Regions from separate parts of the Homo sapiens genome. Here regions 2, 3, 4, 5 and 6 are each linked to region 1. A link is an interaction called in ENCODE POLR2A ChIA-PET data of the cell type or tissue named here. Cell type or tissue: OCI-LY7. All regions are shown on one strand. Region 1 overlaps HECW2 (HECT, C2 and WW domain containing E3 ubiquitin protein ligase 2). Region 2 holds the start of LOC124906154 (small nucleolar RNA U13). Region 3 has its middle 11 kb from the start of STK17B. Region 4 overlaps STK17B (serine/threonine kinase 17b). Region 5 has its middle 4.9 kb from the start of STK17B. Region 6 has its middle 17 kb from the start of STK17B.

Region 1 (4,000 bases):
AATGATATACAAATATATTACAGGATGAGGTATGTGCAAAAATTTTTCTGTTTTATGAGTAGCTAATAAATCTTTACCTTGCTGTCATGTAACCCATTAGTGGTGAACTGAATGGCACTAACAACATTCATCTTAAAAGCAGAACAGACCTCTCACCTTTGGACCTTGTGTGCGATGTGTAGCACAATTAGGGCTCTGTCTGATATTTTATTGCATAGCCCGTGCCCTTTAACCACTCACCTTATCATGACTTCACAGTATGAAGCTGGCTGTTTGGTCTAGTTAGGACTATTTTTCTGGGAAAACATGCATGAGATTAATAGCTATACTTTCATTTTCTTTCAACCCCTCTACCTTAAAACATGAATATTTTCATGGTCTAGTAGTAGTAGCCTTTATGAGAGAGGGACCCTAAGGGATACATTAAGACTTTTCCTCCTATGGCTGGAAACTGAGCAGTGGCCCAGAGATAAGTCCATACAGACTGAGTGTCCAGCCCTCCACATTGTTAAACCTTCCGGGGGAGTGTCCTTTCTGACACAGCTGTTGGAAGCATGCACATCCTGAAGTGCTGCCCATCAGAGGGATTGCCCACTGTCCGCTGGTCTGGTTGCAAAGACTGAGGTCTTAGGGAGAAGACCTTTGGCTTTTCTGGGAAATGATGAGACATGGCAACATACTGTGAGGAGAGAAAGTATATATTGGAGTGTTGAAATGATAAGTTATCTGACTAACAATCTGTACTTAGTGATCAGATCTCCCCAGAGAATAGCTGTATTCATTCCTCAAAGCCAGTAACTCAAGAGAAGCAGGATGAGAAGACTTCTAGTTACATACATGAGTCATTTGAGCCACTGTCTTATATTCCTTCAGCAAATATTCCATTCAGTAGAAATATTGATGTCTTTTCCATCTAACAAGTTAACACCAAACACCTGCTACAATGAAGAAACATAGTGGTTGCTGTTATGAGGGATGCAAATAAATAACACATTTCCTGCATTCTTTTTTTTTTTTTAAGACAGAGTCTTGCTTTGTCGCCAGGCAGGAGTGCAGTGGTGCGATCTTTGCTCACTGCAACCACCACCTCCCGGGTTCAAGAGATTCTCCTGCCTCAGCCTCCCGAGTAGCTGGGACTACAGGCACCTGCCACCGCGCCCGGCTAATTTTTGTATTTTTAGTAGAGATGGGGTTTCACCATGTTGGCCAGGATGGTCTCGATCTGTTGACCTTGTAATCCGCCCGCCTTGGCCACCCAAAGTGCTGGGATTATAGGTGTGAGCCACCGTGCCTGGCCCACACATTTCCCGCATTCTTAATAGGAAAGGAAAATATGAAACCCTACTACAAATGAATAAAAATATGAACGAAAAATGCTTTGTAAATTTTCTTTTTTAATAGTTGGGAAAGAAAAATATACCTTTAGATAATCATGTTTTCTTCTTTTTATTTATATCTTTCCAGCTTTAGTGAGGTATAATTGACAAATAATATAAACTGTTCACAATGGCAGCTGCTTGTTCTGTTTGTTCTGTGGGAGCTCAGAGGAGGTTGTATTTAACTTGGGCTTGAAGGAGAGGGAAGACCTTGTCGAGGAGGGGCTGTTTGAACTACGCTTTGAAGAATGAGTGAGAGCATTCTTGAAGGACAAGCAAGCGGTGGAGGGTGGGGAGGATATTTCCAGCATTAGAGTCTTTAGAAAAATCCTCAGCAAATACCCAAGTGATGCAACATGATAAAAGGGCTGCAAATGGTTGTGGGTGGAATAAAACTCTCTTTTCAAAATCCCAGTTTATAAATCCAGTACAGTGTGTTATTTTTTCTTATTCTCTCTTATACTGCTGTTCTGCTATTGTCTCAAAAGATTTCTGTAATATGGGGGAAAATGCTAAAGCAGAAGCAAAAACAACATTAGAGTTTTCTGGTAAGGCTGTTAATGGGTATTTTTGGTTATCTACTTGTGTGTATGAGTTTCTAAATCTATATTAGGTGCAATAAATAATTCTGGTTAGGACAACCCTATTTAGCTCCTCCACACCTGCTCCTATTAGCACCCTGGTGTGGGAGGCTCAAACCAGAAAGATCTGTTGTACCAGGTGTTCTAATAGGCATGGAGAATTGCTCCTGAGGAGATAATACACTAACTCGAAACCCCACATGAAGATTGCTGCTCTTCAACCCCTCCTCTGCTGAGCCAGGGAATTCCCTGGCCTGCCTTAGCCAAAAGAAGAAATATCTTGGCACTGCCCCAAAACATTTATACCACTCAGTCTTCCCTTTGATTGTGTTGTTGCAGACTGTGCTCTGTCAATGCAGAAGTTAGTCCTGATGAACAAGTCTGCTGTTTAGCTGCTGCAGCCTCAGTAATTATAAGCAGATTGAACTACTTCTGTGCCACTTGGTAAAGAGTCACTGCCCCAGCCCCTCTCAAGAATGTGGATGCCTCAACTCCCCCCACCATTTAGCCACTAAAACAAGGCTTTCAATAACTAAGAACCCTGCTTCAGCCCCACAGCTGGTATCTGTTCTGATCAAGTGGTACTTCACTATGCTCATTGTTAATATTTTGAACAACTTGGTTTGGGATGCTGATATAGAGCATTCTGGCTCTTGGTGCAGAACATAAATGATGCTTCTGTTTGCAGGTAGGAGAAGATTCTCGACATGCAGGACCACCAGTTCTTCCCAGGCCATCCAGTACATTCAATACAGTCAGTAGGCCACAGTACCAGGACATGGTTCCAGTGGGTATGTCATCCCTTTCCAGAAATCATCTGTCCTTTTGTGCCATTATCTGTACCATGTACACTGTGCTGATACTTCCCCTGTTGTTAGCCTGCTACTTTTTGCCCTATATTGAGAAATTGCTGCATTATCCTTAAGAAATGTATAACAAAATCCTACAGACTTGAGTCTCAAAGGGCTTCTGTCTTGTAATATCCTAAAGGATGAGATTGTTTTTTAATACCACCCTACCTTTCCTGAGTAGAGGTATCATATTAGATTATTGAAGTTAAGGAAAAATAATTTATTAAGGTAATACATTATGCAATCATTATAAATTAAGAATTTGGACTAGCATATACTTAGTATATATTTAAGGCCAAGACAGAATTTAAATGGTGTGTGAATCTGTAGCAGCCTCACAAAATAAACAATCAAAGAGAGCACATTCTTAAGGGCTTTTGTCACAAATAGAAGGCAGCAAGAACCTCTAAAATAGTAAAATAAAAATAAATGAGTGTGGGAGAAAGGCCTGAAAAACAACTTGAGTTGTTATTAAAAGGATGAGGTTGAAGTAGATCAGTGGTTGCCAAACCTGGAGCGCCTGAGGCAGGTGGAGTGGACAGACTGGTGGGAGGCCATATGGGCTCCGTGCTCCGTCTTAAATTAGACTAGGTTGGCTGGGCGCAGTGGCTCACGCCTGTAACCCCAGCACTTTGGGAGGCCGAGATGGGCAGATCACAAGGTCGACAGATCAAGACCATCCTGGCTAACACGGTGAAACCCCGTCTCTACTAAAAATACAAAAAATTAGCCAGGCATGGTGGCACGCACCTGTAGGCCCAGTTACTCTGGAGGCTGAGACAGGAGAATCACTTGAACCTGGGAGGCAGAGGTTCCAGTGAGCCGAGATTGCACCACTGCACTCCAGCCTAGGGACAGAGCAAGACCCAATCTCAAAAAAAAAAAAAAAAAAAAAAAAAAAAAAAAAAAAATTAGACCAGCTCTCCATTTATCTTTGTTTTAAAACGTCTTCTTTAAATTAAAAAAAAAATGTCATGAAATTCAATGTAATGCCCATGACCTAAGAAGCTTGACCTCTGGATAAGAAGAAATGTAGGGTTGAAGTCTAACAGTCTAGGTTTTTTTTTATGTTATTACTAATATGACACTAAATACTGCACATGGAATTTTAAAGCACTATAAAATTGTTGCTTAGACAGTTATGTGGGCTCTGAGCTCAGACGCACTATAAACCCCGATTCAATAATTATCC
Region 2 (4,000 bases), 61 kb after region 1:
CGACGTTGGTTATCATGCTTGTGGCTTATGATTGTGGCTCTAATCAGGTGTTTCCAGAAGCTTGAGTTTTAACTTTATAACTATTTAGAATCCCTTCAGTAAAAATTACCGTTGTAGTTTCTAAAGGATATTAGATAATGTGGATGTGCTCTAGATCTCTTTAGCCTGTCTCGTACATGTCTTAATTCCATGCTCTCTGCATTGTATTCTCATTCATAGTAAGATTACATATTTCCTTAGAATAGAAAAAAAATGCTTTGCTGTTGCTGCTAATAAAAGCAAAAGACTGATCCTTTTGCAATTTGTCAGTGTGATAATTGGGTGTTCATGCACATATGTGAGATGTGCCACCCTCAAGCCTTATTACAACGTCCACACATTACCCATCTGATATGGAAAATAGAAGCAAGGACTAGTACAAAAAGTGTTTGAGATTGAGTGGAGATAACTGGAGCTGGAGCAACAGAAAAGGAGCATATGAACAAAAGAGGAATGGAAGAAAATTTGTTTTAGAATTCCTTTATCCAATTAGTAGTAATACTGTAGCATTTTTGAGGTAAAAAGGAGCTGAAATTGCCTCTAACTTTACTAATAATACAACTATACTCTAGAGAGATTAAATGATATTAGGTACCCCAAGATGTTATCCTAAATTGAAGTATAGATGACTTTGAGAAACCTATTTTATTAGTGATATTAGGTGATATTATTGTTACTATATAAGGTGACATTAGGTACCCCAAGATGTCATCTGTTTCTTTAAGTACAAGCAACTGAGCAATCTGTTATCAAAGCTTTCTTCTTAGCAATTGAAAGATGCCAGTTCTTAAGAACTGTATTGTCAGCATCAACAGATGAGAAAAAGGGTGCTGAAAATACAAATGGAGAGAGCGATAAAGAATGACTGCTCAAGGGTTTGCCTGAGCCTCCTTGGCCACCCCACACGCATCACAGTCTGAACAGGCTGTGCATCCAGACACCTAAGTATTACCTGGCATATTTGATTTCCAAATCTGGGAATTCATTATTTGATTTCATTATTTAAAGAACTAGCTCATTTTATTTATGCTTGGATAATGAGTTTTCTCCCCTTCAACACATAAATCAACAGATTTAGCCTATCTGAATAAGGCTTTTTACTCTTCTGAGAAACTCTTTAAGAATTTGCATTGAAGAAGGAAAGGGTAGATTAATGGTCAGCTTTTTGTTGAAATCTATTTCTGTAAAGCCACTAAAGTATATGGAATAAAGTGCAACAGTAAGCAGATATGTCCACTGTTCATATTTAATCACTGTAATTTTCACCAAACCTGATGGGTAGAGACAAGTAATTTGATATAGACCTGGAGCTTTAGCTTCAGAGAGACCTAGGCTGAGTCCCACCTCTGTTACTTACCTGCAGCAGGGTCTTGGTGAAGTTGCATGATCCTTCTGAGCCTCTGTTTCCTCATCTATCTGGTGGATTTGAAATTCTGAGGATGATGTGAAATCATTCATGAAAAATACTTAATACTGTCTCTGGCCATGAGTAAGCATCCAGTCAGTGATCGCTGCCATTGTGATTTCTGTCACCATCATCTGTAATACATATCAGGCAGGATATTTGCATATTGGAAAGAGGGCAGGGGTAGGAGTTAAAAGACCTAGCTTCTAGTCCCACCTCTGCCACCAGCTAACTCTGGGACCTTAGAGAACACTTCATCTTTGAGCCTTGATTTTCTCATTTGTAACAGGCCTGGAGGAGGTGGTATATTAGGTTGGGTTGAGCAAGAAGTAACACCGAAGGGTTGCTGAAGAATCTTGAGGGTCAGGCTGGATTTGCATTTCTGCTTCCCCCTGGAGCTCCAGGAAGTTCATGTGCTAACTCATTGTAAATGGTGGTATTCTTCATTATTGTAGCATACACACAGTTGGGTAACAGGCACTGTCCTTTCTCCCTGTCTTCACTATGACCTAAGTTTGCTTCTACATTCCTAGTTTTACCCAGATTATAAAACAGCACAAATAAAGATGGTCTTAGGCACATTGAGCAAGCAGCCTCTTTTCATACCCTCTCCGTAACAAGCCCCATCTTTTGGGGTCTGATGAGAAGAAAGAGTTACTTGGCTTTTCTGCTTCAGAGTTGCAGTCACCTTATGTAACCCAGGTAACACGCAGGAGCACAGATCTAAGCCCTATGACACACTAGTTACATCATCCTAAGCAAAACCCTAGATCCATCCCTCTAAGGTAGGAGTAACAATGTTCAGAGTATTTTTGACAATTGTAAGATAATGTATATGAAAGGCTTAGGAACACTGTGTTTACTTTGTTCTTTTTTAACTTTTTATCCTGACTTTTGTAAGCCACTGTACTACTTTAACTATTAACATTGGCTCCACAAAGAATAAAAGTACATTCGGAGGGAAAAAATTAAAAGAACTTAATTGCATGACAGTATAGTTATATGAGAAGCAACTTCTTCATTGACAACATTGTCATCACCCTTAATGAAATGTGGGGCATTACTTAGGTGTAAAAAAAGATCTGTAAAATTGGTTCTGGCCTAAAGAGATTCTTTTATATTATCAAGTCCATTTCTCCTACCATCAGAACAGATACACTGAAGCCATTTTTCTGCTATTTTTTGATAGGCGTTAAGTTGCACAATGGAAGAGCTGGTCTGTCTCAAGCTAGTTGGCCCCAGTGTATTTCTTTTTCCTATGAGTGAAATGATGTTTAACATTTAAAATGTGACATGGTACAAAAAAATAACAGATGCTGGTAAGGTTGCAGAGAAAAGGGAATGCTTATACACTATTGGTGGGAGTATAAATTAGTTCAACCATTGTGGAAGACAGTGTGGCAACTCCTCAAAGATCTAAAAACAGAAATACCATTCAACCCAGCAATCTCACTACTGGGTATATACCCAAGAGAATATAAATCATTCAGTTATAAGACACATGCATGTGTATCTTCATTGCAGCTCTGTTCACAATAGCAAAGACACAGAATCAACCTAAATGCCCATCAATGGTAGACTGGATAAAGAAAATATGGTACATATATACCATGGAATACTATGCAGCCATAAAAAAGAATGAGATCATGTTCTTTGTAGGAACCTGGATGGAGCTGGAGGCCATTATCCTTAGCAAACTAACACAGGAACAGAAAACCAAATACTACATCTTCTCACAAGCGGGAGCTAAATGATGAGAACACAAGGACACATAGAGGGGAATAACACTCACTGGGGCCTAATGGAGGGTGGAGGGTCAGAGGAGGGAAAGGATCAGGAAAAATAACTAATGGGTACTAGGCTTAATACCTGAGTGACAAAATAATCTGTAAAACAAACCCCCAGTGACACAGGTTTACCTCTATAACAAACTTGCACAAGTACCCCTGAACTTAAAATTAAAAAAAAAATTACATTGCACACATGGGAGAAAAATGGATAGATGTCCTTCTTACTTAAAAAATGAATCCTGGCTGGGCATGGTGGCTCACACCTGTAATCCCAGCACTTTGGGAGGCCAAGGCGGACGGATTGCCTGAGGTCAGGAGTTTGAGACCAGCCTGGCTAACATGGTGAAACCCTGTCTCTACTAAAAATACAAAAATTACCTGGGCGTGGTGGCATACGCCTATAGTCCCAGCTACTCGGGAGGCAGGAGAATCGCTTGAACCCAGGAGGCAGAGGTTGCAGTGAGCCGAGATGGCAATGCTGCACTCCAGCCTGGGCGACAGAGCAAGACTCTGTCTCAAAAAGAAAAAAAAAGAATCCTCTAAGAAGTCTGGCATGGTCTTGTGTCGGGCATGGGAGTTTCTGCCCTGGAGGGTTGGAGGGGCTGTAAAGGATGAGGGCAGTCCTGGCAACCGGAGCAATGAGGGAGAGAATCTTAGTCTTTCTAGACAAGGATGATGGAGGGCCTTTCAATTTTCAAGCAGGCAAATGTGAGTCTCATTCTTTTCTCAGATTTCCTAGTCTCACTTTGCGGTAGCAGTGGATAGC
Region 3 (4,000 bases), 92 kb after region 1:
GTACAGCTATTAGGTTGGTGCAAGAGTAATTGTGGGTTTTACCATTACTTTTTTTTGAGACGGAGTCTCACTGTATCACCCAGGCTGAAGTGCAGTGGCACAATCTTGGCTCACTGCAACCTCTGCCACTGGGGTTCAAGTGATTCTCCTACCTCAGCCTCCCGAGTAGCTGGGATTACAGGCACCTGCCACTGCACCTGGCTAATTTTTGTATTTTTAGTGAAGACGGGGTTTCACCATCTTGGCCAGGCAGGTCCTGAACTCCTGACCTCATGATCCACCTGCTTTGGCCTCCCAAAGTGCTAGGATTACAGGCATGAGCCACCATTGAGCCACCGCACCCAGCCACCATTACTTCTAATAGTTCATTGCTTTGTACTTGTTAAGGGCTCAGTAGATGTTACTTTCCTTCCTCCTCCTGTCCCAGTGGACTGGCTTCATAGCTCCTGTCTATTGTCTTTGGGAGGCCACCAAATCTCAAGGCTATTTATATGGAAAGGGTGATTGAGCTACCCTAGCTCAAAACGTAATCCAGTCTTCCCTAGGTCAGACGACAAAACCACATATTTCTGCATGTCCCTTTGTCCATTCTTTCATCCATCCCATGAACACTTACCATACTTTGTGCCAGGTACCATAAGTGCTAGGAAACACTGCTGAATAAAGCAGCCATGTTTCCTGCCTTTGGGGAGTTTACAATGTCATGGGGAAGATGGGCAATAAACAAATAAGTCCATAATTACCAATGGTTATAAAAAGTGCTATAAAGAACAGGGAGCAGCAAGGGATGGAGAAAGCCTCTCAGAGGATGTAACATTTAAGATGAGAACTGAAGTTGGAAGAGCAGCCAGTCATTGGAAGATCAGAGGGAAAGCTCCCACAGTATCCTATCATTGCAGTCCTATAAACATCCAAAATAATTACAGCGTATACTTGAAAGACAGAATGGCTGCCAAGGAGAATCTTCTCACATGTGAACGTTGTAACATCTATTATGTTTCTCAGAAGAGTTTTGACCTACTTCCTGTTCCTTAGAAGTTAGATAACCAGATAAGTAGGTTCCCACTATAATAATATAAACTTATTTGAATAATGAGTTACAGAGATGGGACATAATGGAAAATAAAAGTGAGAACAGGTAAGCTGTACTTGGATTGTAGTGCAGTATCCTGAAAAGAAATGGGATTTGTAATCTGAGTTCAAATTTTGTCTTCACTCACTCCCTATATGGCCTTAAGTAAGTCACTCAAACTCTGTAAGCCTGGGTTTCCTCATCTGAGAAGTGAGAATAACCATTCAAGGTTGTGTTCCAAGAATTAAATAAAATGACGGATACATTGCACCTTGCGTATAAATGTATTGCCCCGCTTTACTTAGAACATTCCTCTGTGTCATTTCACTGTAAAAACAATTAATTATTTGTACTCTTAGTTCTTCATTCTTACTACAGAAATGTCAACTTTTAAAAACAGCAAGTACATTTCTTTCTCTTAAATATCTTCCTCTAACCTTAGCTCTTGGTTTGCAATTCTTAGTTCTGTGCTAAATCTTATTACTTTAGGTGGCAAATCATTCTTGATTTTCCTAAATCCCCACCTGAAACCTCCTCAGGCAATCTGGGCCACAGCAGGGAGTGAGTGTGGCCCGGCCAGATGGGGAGATGTGAACACTGTTTTGGGGCTTCTGGTGCTGCACACACCTGCAGGTAAGACAGCCGTGGGGCTTGGTCTGGCTTGCCATCTGGACTTTGGGTCCTCCAGAAAAATTATGTTTCCCTTTCTTCTGCATTGTTCGCAGCTGATCTGTCATAGGGCTCCTATAATGCTTCAGGCAAGGGGTGGGGTGAGAGAAAAGAGAAAGCATGTCTCAGGTAAGTGTGCTCTCTGGAGAGTCTTCTCTGTTAGGGGTCACTCGAAAGAGCCCACAGTCTTCAGCCCTAGACTGAACCCTGACCTCTGATGGACAAGTCACTCTCACGACCTCTGTTCTCATCTGTAAAATGGGATAACACTAGCTTTGCTAACAGTAATCCCCAGACTGTTGAGGCTCAGATAAGTCATTGCATGTGAAAGCTCTATATTGACTAAAATGCTGTACAGACATCAAGTGTTATTAATATTAATATATCCTGTGCCACATTCAGCATGTGTGATTGACCCAGAAGCTTTCAGACCTACTCAGGACTGAGCTACTAGAGGGGATTTTTCTAGGTCAATGAGTAACAGAAAGTGTCTCAAAGGTATTGCCTATTTTTACTGTGAAAGGACAACCTCCTCAGAGACAGGCTTAATGAGAAGAAGAACGCAAGGACTGGTGATTAAGAGATAATTATATACAAAACTAGCCTATTCTGATAATTTGTGTGATTTATTTGGGCAAATTATAAATGTGCTGTTAGCTTAGGTTAAACTAAACAAAGCTTACTGAATTAATGGCGACTGATCAAATCTTTATTTCTGCAATTTCCTGTTCTTAGCAGGAAGAAAAAAAAAAGGCCTGGGTGAGAGACAGGAAGAAATAAAGACAACTGATTTTATGCCTGTGGAACTTCTCTCAAGTAGACCAAGATAATCATCTGTCAAGTGCTCAAACATCTCATATTTTAAAAGGTGCATCTGTAGTTTAGGCTTGCAAGAAATAGCTTAACAATGGTCATTCCATGTGCCAGTTTTTAAATTTCTCAACCTGTTCTCAAGGTGGGGTGTACTAATTTATGCTTGTCTGTGGATTTCTACTATACACAAGCCTTTCTGCTGAGAAGTTAACTGTGGAAATTGGAGATGAGAGGAAATAGCAATGGGTTGCTCACCTTGTACGTTTTCCCTAAATTATTTCAAGACGCTGCTTCAAAGAATCCTTCATCTGTGGTAGTATTTCAACTGTAGAAGAAGATGCTTTTTCTAGTCAAAATTAATTTAAGTCCCTAATAATTCGAGTTAGCATGAAATGGAAAGATCTGAAGGGCCCAACTGACCTGCACACTTTTCACTTTTGATGTCTAGCAATAAGGTAGTAACTAGACTAGAATAGAAATGCGTTAAAATTTGCTTGCGAAATTGTAGAAGGCAGAACCATTCCAGGCACTAGCAGCTCAAACAGAAAAGCGTTATATTTTATATGTCGTATTAAATAATAATGAAAAGTAACCTAATAGGAACCAGTTCCAAAATCCTTTCTGGATAATTTGGTACATTTGAAATCTAGTATGCTTTTCATGCCTCTCTTAAGCACTCTATAAAACAAGATTCTCTCAAATGCGTTAGAAGATTTCTGTTTTGACTGGCTCAGCGAGGCTGGAGGTACTTGAAATGATTTATAATGAACTAAGCACATGGCATGGCGTCACCAGGCATTCTCTTCAGAGCCTCTTGCCCATTTTATAGAAATTGCACAGCTGGGAAGTAATACAATGAAAATCTTACACTCTGCTTGTTGAAAGTTGGATCACAATTCCAAAGTCTAAGTAAAAATGTATAGCCAGAGTAGAAGGCCAACATTTTTTTTCATCTTTCAAAAAGCTAGATGTTTTAACTTATTTGTGTTGTTGTTTGTTTTCTTTTTTTCTTTTTTTTTTTTTTTTTAAACAGGGTTGCCCAGGCTGGAGTGCAACGGCACAATTATAGCTCACTGCAACTTTGAACTCCAGAGCTCAAGCAGTCCCCCTTCTTCAGCCTCCTGAGTAGCTAGGACTACAGGCGCATGCCACCATGCCTGCCTAATTTATTTATTTATTTATTTATTTATTTATTTTTGTAGAGACAGTTTCACCATGTTGCCCAGGCTGGTCTCAAACTCCTGGCCTCAAGTGATCCTCCTGCCTCAGCCTCCCAAAATGCTGGGATTACAGGCATGAGCCACCGTGCCTGGCTGTTGTTCGTTTTCTATGGCAGATAAAACAAAGGGTACATTTATTTTGCTTTCTTTTTATTTTGGTTAACCATGGTTTATTTGTAGAATTTCAGAAAGGCTGATTAATATAAAAGTGGTCAAAATATATAAC
Region 4 (4,000 bases), 110 kb after region 1:
TAAAGGCAGATTCCATTTTGCATTGTAATAGTTACTGAATAAATAGTACTTAAGCGGTGCTATTAAGTAAACAATATTTTACAACAGAAACCCAATTTTCCGTCTTGTGAGTGACAAGCACCATGCATTTGTTGCCCACCCCGGAATCCCCCACTCTATTTCCGTTTTTCAACCTTTTATCCTGGTTCACAATTAACAGGTTTAACTCTTTTTCTGGAGGTGGGAAGACACAGCATTAGGCCTTAGGGTCTTGGCACAGAGTCAGGCCTAGGAGTCATTGCCTGACACTTCAGCCCTTGGATAGTATATACTAGAATGGTTGGATTAGAGTTAGTTTAGCTGACTTCCTATTGTGATTTTTAGAGGATTAAGTTTATGAATTATATTTTCTGTTCAAAATATTTTAAAAAACAAAACCTGTTGGCAGAATACATATGAGGAATATAATCTCTTCCTTGAAATTGAAAATCATCATCATTTCCATCTTGATACCAATACTTCTAATCAATGACTAATTAAAAACACATACTTCTGCCACACCAGGAGAAAGTTCTTCCTTTACTTTTGATGGACGTTAAATCTCTTTTTCAGTTTCCTAGGGAAAGCTTGCTAGCAGTAAATGCCTTAAATGCCTATGTAGAAAGGAGTTGCTTCCCTTAGAATCTTCGGGCTTACTTTGCTTCCTGTTGCCTTTCCAATGTACTTCATGATGATCTAGACTTATCAGTGATAAATCTTGATAGGACACTTACCTGAATCTCCTGATTTTTGGAGGCTCTTAAAAGAGTGATGTTCTTAACTGCAGTAGGTATTTGTATTAGTAGCTTATATTAAAAACAAGTAGCCACCTTGTCTGGAAACAGTGGTAAAAACAAAAGGTCTATTGGCATTACATTATAGTATATGACAAAATAATTTTATCTGTGTTTCCAGACTTTGTGGCTACCTGTTTAGAACTGACATTTTGTAAGTGCAATTTAAAATAGTTACTTTATTTGTCCAAATGCTGAATTAAGCAGAGACTAGCTGCATTCAGAGCTCCAGTACTGTAAATTCAAGATGGATCTCAAGTTCTCCTAACCCCTCGAAGACATGAGATATACCTACAAATTCTTTTTTCTATATCTCATAATTCTTACAATTCAGTTCATCAAACATTTTTAAAATTCCTACCGGGTGGCAGATACCATGCTGGTTGCTTAGGCACAAAAGTAAAAGGATGCTGCCCTTTAAACACTGAACAGAATTGCAATCTAACATGTTACATTTTGAGGTAAAGAAGTATGCCAAGGATCCTCTTATTTGAAGCATAAAGGAGAAGCCTTTAAATCAGCCTGTGGTTTTTAGGCAAAGCTTCCTGGGGGAGAGGCCATTCTGTGTTGAGTTTTGAAGGATGTGTAAGAAGAGTTAGCCATTTAAGGAAAGTAGAAAGGCTTTTTCAGGCAAAGAAGTATAACAAAGATGTGGTGGCAAAATATGAAATATGAGTGCGGCAGGAAATGTAGCTGGTGTATACTTGGCCTCAGAGGCCTTTATGTGTCATGCTGTAAGTACTTGAAAGCTTGTAGATACTGGGGAGCTAATGAAGGAATCAAAACAGACAATTTGATTTTCTAAATGTCTTTATTATTGTATATTCTATTTTTTAAAAACTTTCTTATTTGATAATTTTGAAATAAATATCATGATAAATACTTTTTAAAATAGAGCTAGAGGTTTATAGAGATAGTCTTGCTTTTGTTCACATCACACTTGCTTTCTGCATTCAAGTAAGTGAAGGCCCAGATCAAGCCTAACATTTCCTTCTTTTCCTTCCTTCACTGATCTACTTCCAAATTCTTTTGGTAATTATTATAATGAGAATTAATGAAAAAAATCTTTAAAAATAAGTGAGATACCATTATTTGTAGTAGTACTGTGTGATTAAAAGCTTAATTGTGTCTTACCTTCTATTACACTTTTTATAGGATCTAATCGTGTATACACATGCATATAAATTTACTTACCAGGTCCCTTAAGATTTTTTTTAAATGCTATAACCTGATAAAATGTTATGAAATGAATTTCAAATGGAGTGAGACATATAGGTAATTTAGAATCGGTAATATGAAGTGTGGTAGAAGACAAGAAAAGGCCTGGGAATTGTTGGAGTTAAAGAGAATTTGGTGGGAAATTTAGGAAGATACAAGAAGGAGCGACAGAGAGCTGACTCATAACCTGCATGTACCTTATATGAAGGGCAACCAGATGTTTGAGGAGGGCTTGGTGGACAAAGGTGACATTCATGCTCCACTATATGCAAAACTGGCCAAAGGAGAGGAAATGGAAAAATATCTTGGCTCTGACAATTGGTTCAGATGCAGTAAATAAAAGGAAAATGAACTTAAGAAATGCTTAATGGATGCCTAAAGCAGCTTGTGATGTAGGTATATTTTTAATAAATAGATGAACTTATGAGGAAATTGGTACCCATATTGATCTTTCAGAACAATGGAAAAAAATCAGTGAAACTGAGCGCTATCAGAACTAAGAAGATACATAAGTAGTTAAAACAGAAAACAAAAATACTTTTAAGAATGAAGTTTAGACTAAGTTGGGATGAGAATTTTGTACATGGAAACAGTACAGCTGTTCAACAATGGCAGGGAACTGCAGGGAGAGTATTTTTGGGTAGAATGTTAATTTTGTTTTGTGGAACAATAGCGATATGCCCTTGTGACTTGCACTGTACCTGTGTCAGTGGACATGAGTTCAGCATATTTTAATTTTTAATCCTTGCAGCACTGGAAGATCAATTCTTTTATCATCCATACTTTAGAGGCAGCAAAATCGAAGCTTTCTTCACCAGTAAAAGGGAATGCGAAGTAAATCACAACAAAATTCCATTTCACCTTCATCACACTAGAATAGCCAAACTTAAAAGTCTGAATTGGGCAAGTATTGTCAAAGTAGTGATAAACCGTCCCATCCAGTGCTAGTGGGAGTGTAAACTGGGGGTGGAAAGAAGGGGCTATGTCTAATATGTTTTATTTTTAATTTAAATGAAATATGACCAAGTAATAAGATTGGAAAGTAAATGTTTGTATATAGTGTTCCTTATCTTACATTTGAAATATTATATATTTTGTTTTCTTTTTAAATAACTGTGTTGCCGCAGATCAGGCGACTTAACAGAAGTATATTTTCTCAACGATTCTGGAGGCTAGAAATCTGGGATCAGGGTGTCTGCGGGGTTGGTTTCTTCTGAGGCCTGCCCTCTTGGCTTGTAGATGGCTGCCTTCTCCTAGTGTGTTCACATAGTCTTTCCTCTGTGTGTGTCTGTGTCCTAATTGGCCCACTTTAATGACCTCATTTTAACTTAATCACCTTTTTAAAGGCCCTGTCTCCAAAGACAGTCACATTATGAGATACAGGGGTTAGGGTTTTTCAACTTAGGAATTTGGGGGAGGACACAATTCAGCCCATAACAATAGCAAAGTTAAATAATTTAATTAAGGTCTCATAGCTGGTATGATGGATGAATGGAATTCAGACCCAGGTGTCTTTCAGTCTAAAGGTTATTCTCAGAATGCTACACTACAACCCTTTGACTCCTAGAGATGTACCCCAAAACTAGTTAGAGCTGTTTCCCCAAAGACTAAGAGATGTAGAGAAAACAATTTTACTATCTAGTTATGTGAAAGCTATAATTTTAATTTAATTTTTTGAGACAAGGTCTCCATCTATCGCCCAGGCTGAACTGCAGTGACGCGTTCATAATTTGAGAATAACACCAAGAAGAGAAAATGTAGAAACTGAAAACGCTGAACTCTAATGACACTGCTTTTTGGCTAAGTAGACTATAGTTGGCATTTGAATTTAAGAAGATAAAGAACAGTACATATAAGTAGAAAATAGGAAAAAAAGATGTCAGAGGAGGAACAAATGCTTAGCGGGTTACTACAGGAGGGTGCTAAAAGAATAATAATTGATATTTTATTAAGTAGGCATAGCAATAAGT
Region 5 (4,000 bases), 98 kb after region 1:
GGTTGCCTGAGCTCAGGAGTTTGAGATCAGCCTGGGCAAATGGCGAAACCCTGTCACTACTAAAAAAAAAAAAAAAAAACAAAAACTGGGTGTGGAATGCACGCCTGTAGTCCCAGCTACTCAGGAGGCTGAGGCACGAGAATCACTTGAGCCTGGGGGGCAGGGGTTGCAGTGAGCTGAGATTGTGCCACTGCACTCCAGCCTCGTTGACAGAGTGAGAACCTGTCTCAAAAAAAAAAAAAAAAAGTCTGTGTAGTAGAGGATGGACTTGAATGACTGCGAGCAAGTATATAACTTCCACGTCCCTTAGTTTTCTGGTTTTTGTTTTTTTTTTTTGAGATAGAGTCTCACTCTGTTGCCCAGGCTGGAGTGCAGTGGTGTGATCTCGGCTCACTGCAAGCTCTGCCTCCCCGGTTCACGCCATTCTCCTGGCTCAGCCTCCCGAGTAGCTGGGACTACAGAAGCCACCACCACGCCCAGCTAATTTTTTTTTTTTTTTGTAATTTTAGTAGAGATGGGGTTTCACCATGTTAGCCAGAATGGTCTCAATCTCCTGACCTCATGATCTACCTGCCTTGGCCTCCCAAAGTGCTGGGATTACAGGTGTGAGCCACCGTGCCTGGCTAGTTTTCTTATCTTTAAAGGAGGAAAATATAGCACTGTAACTCATAGGAGGATGTGAGCATTAGATGAATTAACATAAGCAACACATTTAGAACAGTGCCAGTTTCATTATTTATGAACTGTTGTTGCCATGTACACTATGAGGCAAGTATATTATCTCCATTTTACAGATGAAAAATAGAGGCACAGAGATTTTCTAACCTGGTCAAGATCTCACAGCTGGTAAATTACAGAACCATTCTCTCATAATCTGTGACCTTTTAAAGGTTTCTGAACAGCTCTGAACTTACTGATTCTTCGGTAAAAGTGAAGCCATGAAATGCTGCTCTATAAATCTAAAGGAAAGGCCAACTACTAAAAAGATTCAAGAATCTTTGAATATTCTCAATGTCAGGAATGCTGTGATAATCAGGAATAGTACCATTTCCCACATTACTAATGCTTTTATGCCACAAAATGGCTCAACTTTCAGAGTAGATTGGCCTTCTCAATGTTCATGCTATCACCTTACACCAGTTGACACAAAGATCACTCCTAATGAGGGAGTTGCTGGGGATTAAAAGTTGGCTCTGCCTTATCTATATCTGCTACTGCCTGCTGTAAGAAGACTCACTACGTGAAGGGTTTCTGGAAGGGTACCTGCCATGTACCCTGGAGAATGTGATAGCAGGTTGTCATTCATGGTATATGCAGTTGGCAGAGGAAGTTTCTTAGCAAAGTGAAAAAGGAAGAGATTTATTAGGGAGAGCTAGTAGGCGTTATCTACTCAAATCAAATAGACAGCACCCTATATTTATACCCTGTATTTATTTCTTTGCACCACTTGATATCTACTTCCTTTAAACACTAGTGACTAATTTCTTTATCTCACACGGCCCCCTGGACTCCACCATTTGTTGACCCTTAGAGCTTCATTCCGAACTTGGGTGTCTCCACCAGATAGATACTGAAAGGAAAAGCAGTCACCTCCCTCTCCCCTTTCCTTTCCAATGACATTTTTCTCCCAATGATCCCTACTAGCATCAACCATAAGATGTGAGGAAAATCGAAAGTATCTTATAAAGCCATTTGACAAATATTTATATAGAACCCACAATGTCTTGAGCATCTTGCTAGTCACAGGGCGCAGTAGTGCACATGGGGAGCTGGCAAAGCACTGGTAAATAATAATAGCTTGTAGGAACAGAACCAAGGGTTTATTCTTGTTAGGCACTGTTCTTAGTATGCATTATCCCATTTCAATCTCATGGAGGTAGCTATTATTATTATCCCCATTTCACAGATGAGAAAACTGAGGATCGCCCAAAATCACACAACAAGGAATGGGCAGAACTGGGACTTGAAGGCAGGGCTGCCTGATGTCACACACTTAACCACACATATATCTTCTCTTTCTCTCTCACAGCTTCTCACGAGGTAGAACTTTAGAGCCTGGTGTGTTTGTGGCTGGAGCATAGCAGCTCTTCTACAACTTTACTGTAGTTTCTACTGAATATTTTGGTTTGCAAATATAAAGGATTCTCTGAAGCACAACCTTAAATAACGTGTGGTAGACACCTGGGAGAGGAAAACTGCAGACAGAAAAATGTGGCCGGATGCTCTGTGGGCGGGCGGCAGCGATGTTCGGCCAGGTGGCTCCAAGGAGAGGAAGCAGTGATGCATTGAGGTAAGAGAGCTGACAGATGAAACCACATGGACCCTAAGACAGAGTGGAAGGAGGGTGCCTTAAATATTGTAGGGTGTGCTCTTATCAGGTTATGAGAATGCAGTTGGGATACAGGTTTGCTTTCTCTTGCCTGTATCATCGGAGTGATGATTCAGATAAATTTAAAAATTACTTTATTCTGAAGTATGTCTGATGTGAAGAGGCTTAAATAATATCTTAGGATTAAGAGTCAGGAGACCTAAATTATTGTTCAGATATGTACCACCGAATTTAGGTGTGTGATCTTTTGCAAGTCCCTCAACTTCTCTCACTGTAGGTTTCTTCCCTTCTAAAACAAGGGAGTTGGGTTACTGAACTGCAAGAATTTTTCTAGCTCCAGACTGCTCTGATTGTCTCTAGCACTGGAAATTTAGACACAATTAGAAGGCACGTTTCTAGCCCTTCAGACCTACACTGCCTAACTTAGTAGCCACATGTGGCCATGAAACACTTGGGATGTGGCTAACATGACAAAATTTTCTATTTTATTTCATTGTCATTAAATTTATATTAAGAAACTGATACTGTATTTAGTTATTGAAAAACTTTATTTATTTTTGAGACAGAGTCTCGCTTTGTCGCCCAAGCTGGAGTGCAGTGGTACACAATCTCGGCTAACTGCAACCTCTGCCTCCTGCGTTCAAGTGATTCTCCTGCCTCAACCTACTGAGTTGCTGGGATCACAGGAACCTGCCACCATGCCTGGCTAATTTTTGTATTTTTAGTAGAGACGGGGTTTCACCATGTTGGCCAGGCTGGTCTTGAACTCCTGATCTCAAATCATCTGCCCGCCTTGGCCTCCCAAAGTGCTAGGATTACAGATATGAGCCACCACACCTGGCGTGAAAAACTTTAGTTTGTTCAAAACAACTTAGGAATGTGAATCTGCTTTTTGCAACAGTAAATTTTGTGAAATCTAAATACAGATCAAGTGTTTCCGATGAAAATTTGGCATCTGAATTGGGACATGCTGTAAGTATAAAATACTAGATTTAAGACAATATTAAAAAAGGAAGTAAAATGTCTCAATAATTTTTGTTGATTACATGTTGAAATGACAATGTTTTAGAAATATTGGGTTAAATAAAATAAATTGTTAAAATTAATTTTATCTGTGTTTACTTTTTAAAATATGACTAGTAGAACATTTGCCAATGTGCGTGGCATTTCTTTTGGACAGCTTTTACAGGACAGGTTATACTCTATAAACTGCAGTGAGTGGTTGGATTGGCATATTGGCCCTAGTTGATCATGGATGTTTTGGAGAGGAAAGCTGTGTCACCCTTTAAGGAAGACACTTGTACCAGTCTGAGTTATTACTCTCATCAGACAAAACTAGCCCCAATTAGCTTTGCTAATAGTGTTTCAAGAGAGTCAGGGGATGTGAGGTCTCTTAGAGTCTCTCTGGTTCTCAGTGCTTTCAAAATTGCAATGTGCTGTAGGCACCATGAGTAAATGCACTGCGACATCTCCATCTGAGTACACTCACTATTCCTACCTCCAGAGAGGGGATCTGTTTGGAGGAGCCTGTCTCCATTCAGTGAGCACCCCTGTTGGGTGGGGGGTTGAGCCACGCCCCTTCAGAGGCTGTTGGCCTTGCCTGCGTCTGGCTACCTTTAGCCTAGCCACAGGTTTCTGGTATATTCAGTTCTAGACAGGTAGTAGAGCTTG
Region 6 (4,000 bases), 87 kb after region 1:
TTTTATATAACTAAGTTCATACTGATAAATAATTGATTGAATAATTAATAAATGAAGAGACAAATCTGGGCAGAAGAATTCCAAACAATTTATGTAGATACTCCACTCTTAAGTGGGGGCTACCCATACTGACTTCTTTCCAAAGAGTACAGCAAAGGAAGGAGGAAAGGGGAGAAAAGTTACGGTGAAGAAGCCGGAGAAACACTACCTCAGCCAGATGCTCAAGTTCAACATCAACAGTTATAAATCACGTGAATAGTGTGTGCCTTTGATATGATGGGATAAAAATGACACTTTATCTCTGTGGTCTTTCTTCCCAAATACATAATCCCAATGTAACCATGAGAAAATAATCAGACAATCTCTAATAGAGGGACACTCTACAAAATAGCTAACCAGTGCTCTTCAAAGCTGTCAAAGCCATCAAAACCAAGAAAAGTCTGAAAAATGATCACAACCAAGAGGAGCCTAATGAGATATGATGACTAAGTGGAATGTGGTGTCCTGGATAGGATCCTAGAACAGAAAGACAACATTGGGTAAATACAAAAGAAATTTGAATAATGTATGGACTTTAGTTAATAAAAATGTGTTGATTTCTTAATTATAGCTATTGTGCCATACTAATGTAAGATGTTGGCAAGGGAAACTAGTGTGAGGTATATGGAAACTCTACTATTTTCTCAATTTTTCTATAAATCTAAAACAATTTTTTAAAATTAAAGTATTTAAAATTTAATAGCTAATTTTAAAATTAGCCCTAAAAGCAGAATATGTAACACAGCCCCCCAGATCAATTCATTAATGGTTCTTTACTCATAGGGTAACAAGAGGCCAATCTTTAACTGCAACCAAATAGCAACTATAACAATGAGCACAGACAACTGCAAAAACACCAAGCAATGAGAAGAATATGAGGAAGCACTGCTGGTTCAGTGGCAGAATTCTCGCCTCCCACGCAATGAGAAGAATCTTTGCTTGATAGGTAAGCAATGTTTTCATCCTAAGCAATATAATTGTGTTATAGATAGTAAATCTGATATTTTGCATTAAAAGTAAATGGAGTTTTTTTTTAAAAAAAAAAAAAAAAAGAAGAAGAAAAGAGAATTATTGGTTACAGAGAAATATTTCAGTGACAGATTCCACCTAATAAAGTGAATAAAGTGCCAGAGATTTGGAAACCAGCTACTATGGTGCCATGCCTAGAAAGGTTCTGGAGTAGCTAACTCATTACACAGATGGGTGTGCAGAAATCTAAAGAAGCAGTTTCACACTAAGTAGTCAACTAAATTCATCATTCAAGCCACACATGACACTGTTTGTCAAGTAATTGATAATACATCTATTTATCTTTTTACTTCTTAGAGTAATACCTTCAGTTATCTTCCATTCCCAAGAACTAAATTATTCCACATAAAAGACTTTTACAGCTTATTATAACTCTCTAAGTGTGAAAAACCTAAACATTTTAACTCTTCTTATGGGGATCTTTTAAAAGATATACAAATTTCTATGATCTTAAATAGGACACACTAGAGAAAATGTATTTGTTGATAACTTAGGGTCACCCTTATAGACAACAAACAATATTATGCTGTAATAGTTGGGTAGATATTCAACTGTTTTATTCCTAAATTAAATGGTCCAGACTATGCTTTACTGTTAATACCATTCTAATTCTCCTTTCTGGTTCACTAAAATTTCATTTTTGCTTCATTTTGACTAAAGTAGCCCCTCCTCATTCTCTACTTTGCTGCCTTAAATTAGTAATATGCTGAGAAATCAGATACACAAACTCACCTAACCTTTGGCTATGTGAATAGAGAGGATGTTGTTGACAAGAACCTGAGGGCTATTCTTGGATACAAGATGAAAGTGCACATGTGTTAAAGAACAGTATGAAACAGTAACTTTCTCACCTGGTTGTCATGTAGCAGTAAAATTCAGCCCCACGCTTCAAAAGAAAAATATTGATTGGTGGGAACAGGAGAATGGCCTAGTGTTACAAACTACACGTACAGTTAAAAGGAACATTTGCCAATAACAAGTAGCAATTATCATCCACTCATCATTATTGCATAATAAGCAATAAATTTTAACATATTTATATAAAGAGAAGGAGAATCTCAGAATAGCTGTCCTTTAAGTAAATTAAGTTTTATTAATAATCAGGTTGGTCCAGAGTTGGAGAAAATTTTTGCAATCTATCCATCTGACAAGGGTCTAATATCCAGAATCTACAAGGAACTTAAACAAATTTACAAAAAAAACCACAAAAAACATTAAAATGTAGGCAAAGGACATGAACAGACACTTCTCAAAAGAAGACATTCATGCAGCCAACAAACATAAGAAAAAAAGCTCAACATCACTGAATATTAGAAAAATGCAAATCAAAACTACAATGAGATACCATCTCATGCCAGTCAGAATGGCAATTATTAAAAAGTCAAGAAACAACAGAAGCTGGCAAAGTTATGGAGAAATGGTAACGCTTTTACACTGTTGGTGGGAATGTAAATTAGTTCAACCATTGTGGAAGATGGTGTGGCAATTCCTCAAAGATCTAGAGCCAGAAATACCATTTGACCCAGCAATCCCATTGCTGGGTATATACCCAAAGGAGTATGAATCATACTATTACAAAGATAAATGCATGCATATGTTCATTGCAGCATTATTCACAATAGCAAAAAACATGGAATCAACCCAAATGCCCATCAGTGATAGACTGGATAAGAAAAATGTGGTACATATACACCATGGAATACTACGCAGCCATAAAAAGGAATGAGATCATGTCCTTTACAGGGACATGGATGGACCTGGAAGCCATTATCCTCAGCAAACTAATGCAGGGACAAAAAAACAAACACCACATGTTCTCACTTATAAGTGGGAGCTGAACAATGAGAACACATGGATACAGGGAGAGGCACAACACACATTGGGACCTGTCAGGAGGTAGGGTGGGGGAAGGGTGAGGATTAGGAAAAATAGCTAATGCATGTTGGGCTTAATACCTAGGTGATGGATTGACAGGTATAGCAAACCACCATGCCACATGTCTACCTATGTAACAAACCTGCACATCCTGCACATGTACTCTGGAATTTAAAATAAAAATAAATATTTAAAAAATTACGTTGGATTCTGTTATTTACAACCCAACAGTCCCAACTATTACCTTCTATAAAGCATAAAGCCCCAGGTGTAGCACACACAAAGTGCTCAAAATACAATAACTGTAGTGACAGTTGTCTGACCCTCTACATGAGGCAGGCACTTCCTCACTAACTTCAAACTAGTTCTGCTCTAATAGTCCAGTTCAAAAGGTGGACTGACTTTGACGAGGCTTTGTTCACCCCTCTGTTGGAGGTCTCTGTGGTTCTGACCAAAGAGGTGAAAGTCTTGCCCTTGGCTCTGACCCATTTCTCTATTTGTGTTAATTGCATTTGTGAGCCAGTTGTTAGTCTATTTCTATTCTTTGGGGAGGCTCCACTTCACCTAGTAGGTGGCCAGAAATGTAAGCCTCATTTTCTTGAGACCAGGGAGTAGTATCAAGTCAGATTCATGTAAGAGCCAGAAGCAAACTCTTGATCTTTCCTCTTCTGAGGGCTTATAACCCATTCAGAGGTGCCATGCATAGTTTATAAAAGCATCGCTTATCTTCACCAGAGTGACTCAAATGAAAAGAACTGATGATAGTTAACACCTATCAAGGATATGGAGCAATGGGAATTCTCTGCATTACTGGTAGGAGTGTAAATTGATGTAACCACTTTGATAAACTGTTTAGCAGCATCAATTACAGCCAAATATATGCACACCATGACTAGCAATTCCAGTTTCCGAGTGTGTACCCAACAGAAATGAGTGCTTATGTCCACCAAAACAAATGTTCAGGATTTGTTTCATAGCACTTTATTAATAAAACTGAAAACAATGCAAATGTCTGTCAATAGTAGAATAGATTGTGATTATAGTAATTCATGATAAT

The links. Peaks named below come from ENCODE experiments on the same cell type or tissue, not always from the same donor. Only the 100,000 strongest peaks of a DNase experiment are listed, where the experiment ranks them.
Region 2: POLR2A ChIA-PET joins it to region 1 with 22 read pairs; 11 of 35 experiments call an interaction of 5 or more read pairs at or near these places.
Region 3: POLR2A ChIA-PET joins it to region 1 with 51 read pairs; 19 of 35 experiments call an interaction of 5 or more read pairs at or near these places.
Region 4: POLR2A ChIA-PET joins it to region 1 with 51 read pairs; 21 of 35 experiments call an interaction of 5 or more read pairs at or near these places.
Region 5: POLR2A ChIA-PET joins it to region 1 with 95 read pairs; 22 of 35 experiments call an interaction of 5 or more read pairs at or near these places.
Region 6: POLR2A ChIA-PET joins it to region 1 with 13 read pairs; 19 of 35 experiments call an interaction of 5 or more read pairs at or near these places.

The regions. Positions count from the first base shown.
Region 1 is chr2:196,272,769-196,276,768 of GRCh38, reverse strand. It overlaps HECW2 (HECT, C2 and WW domain containing E3 ubiquitin protein ligase 2), which reads left to right. Exons shown (of 29, transcript NM_001348768.2): 16 at 2,646-2,748. Among named protein-coding and RNA genes, the nearest start is that of HECW2-AS1, 15 kb to the right of the region's middle. In OCI-LY7, no CTCF peak of the experiment used is centred here; DNase peaks (open chromatin) are centred at 128, 998, 1,638, 2,058 and 1 weaker place; H3K4me3 peaks cover 3,345 bases; H3K27ac peaks cover 4,000 bases.
Region 2 is chr2:196,211,612-196,215,611 of GRCh38, reverse strand. The region is part of intron 28 of HECW2 (HECT, C2 and WW domain containing E3 ubiquitin protein ligase 2); the gene reads left to right. LOC124906154 (small nucleolar RNA U13) reads left to right here and starts at 290; the gene lies at 290-393. RefSeq lists an enhancer at 3,837-3,886. In OCI-LY7, no CTCF peak of the experiment used is centred here; a DNase peak (open chromatin) is centred at 1,831; H3K4me3 peaks cover 308 bases; H3K27ac peaks cover 662 bases.
Region 3 is chr2:196,181,018-196,185,017 of GRCh38, reverse strand. No RefSeq gene overlaps it. Among named protein-coding and RNA genes, the nearest start is that of STK17B, 11 kb to the right of the region's middle. In OCI-LY7, no CTCF peak of the experiment used is centred here; DNase peaks (open chromatin) are centred at 1,717 and 2,487; H3K4me3 peaks cover 1,801 bases; H3K27ac peaks cover 3,092 bases.
Region 4 is chr2:196,164,516-196,168,515 of GRCh38, reverse strand. The region is part of intron 1 of STK17B (serine/threonine kinase 17b); the gene reads left to right. Among named protein-coding and RNA genes, the nearest start is that of STK17B, 5.1 kb to the left of the region's middle. RefSeq lists an enhancer at 1,286-1,355. In OCI-LY7, no CTCF peak of the experiment used is centred here; a DNase peak (open chromatin) is centred at 1,517; H3K4me3 peaks cover 3,926 bases; H3K27ac peaks cover 3,869 bases.
Region 5 is chr2:196,174,516-196,178,515 of GRCh38, reverse strand. It overlaps a transcript of STK17B not described here. Among named protein-coding and RNA genes, the nearest start is that of STK17B, 4.9 kb to the right of the region's middle. RefSeq lists an enhancer at 1,956-2,215. In OCI-LY7, no CTCF peak of the experiment used is centred here; DNase peaks (open chromatin) are centred at 1,235, 2,205, 2,642, 3,805 and 1 weaker place; H3K4me3 peaks cover 3,581 bases; H3K27ac peaks cover 4,000 bases.
Region 6 is chr2:196,186,172-196,190,171 of GRCh38, reverse strand. No RefSeq gene overlaps it. Among named protein-coding and RNA genes, the nearest start is that of STK17B, 17 kb to the right of the region's middle. RefSeq lists an enhancer at 3,429-3,478. In OCI-LY7, no CTCF peak of the experiment used is centred here; DNase peaks (open chromatin) are centred at 1,861 and 3,321; H3K4me3 peaks cover 458 bases; H3K27ac peaks cover 2,437 bases.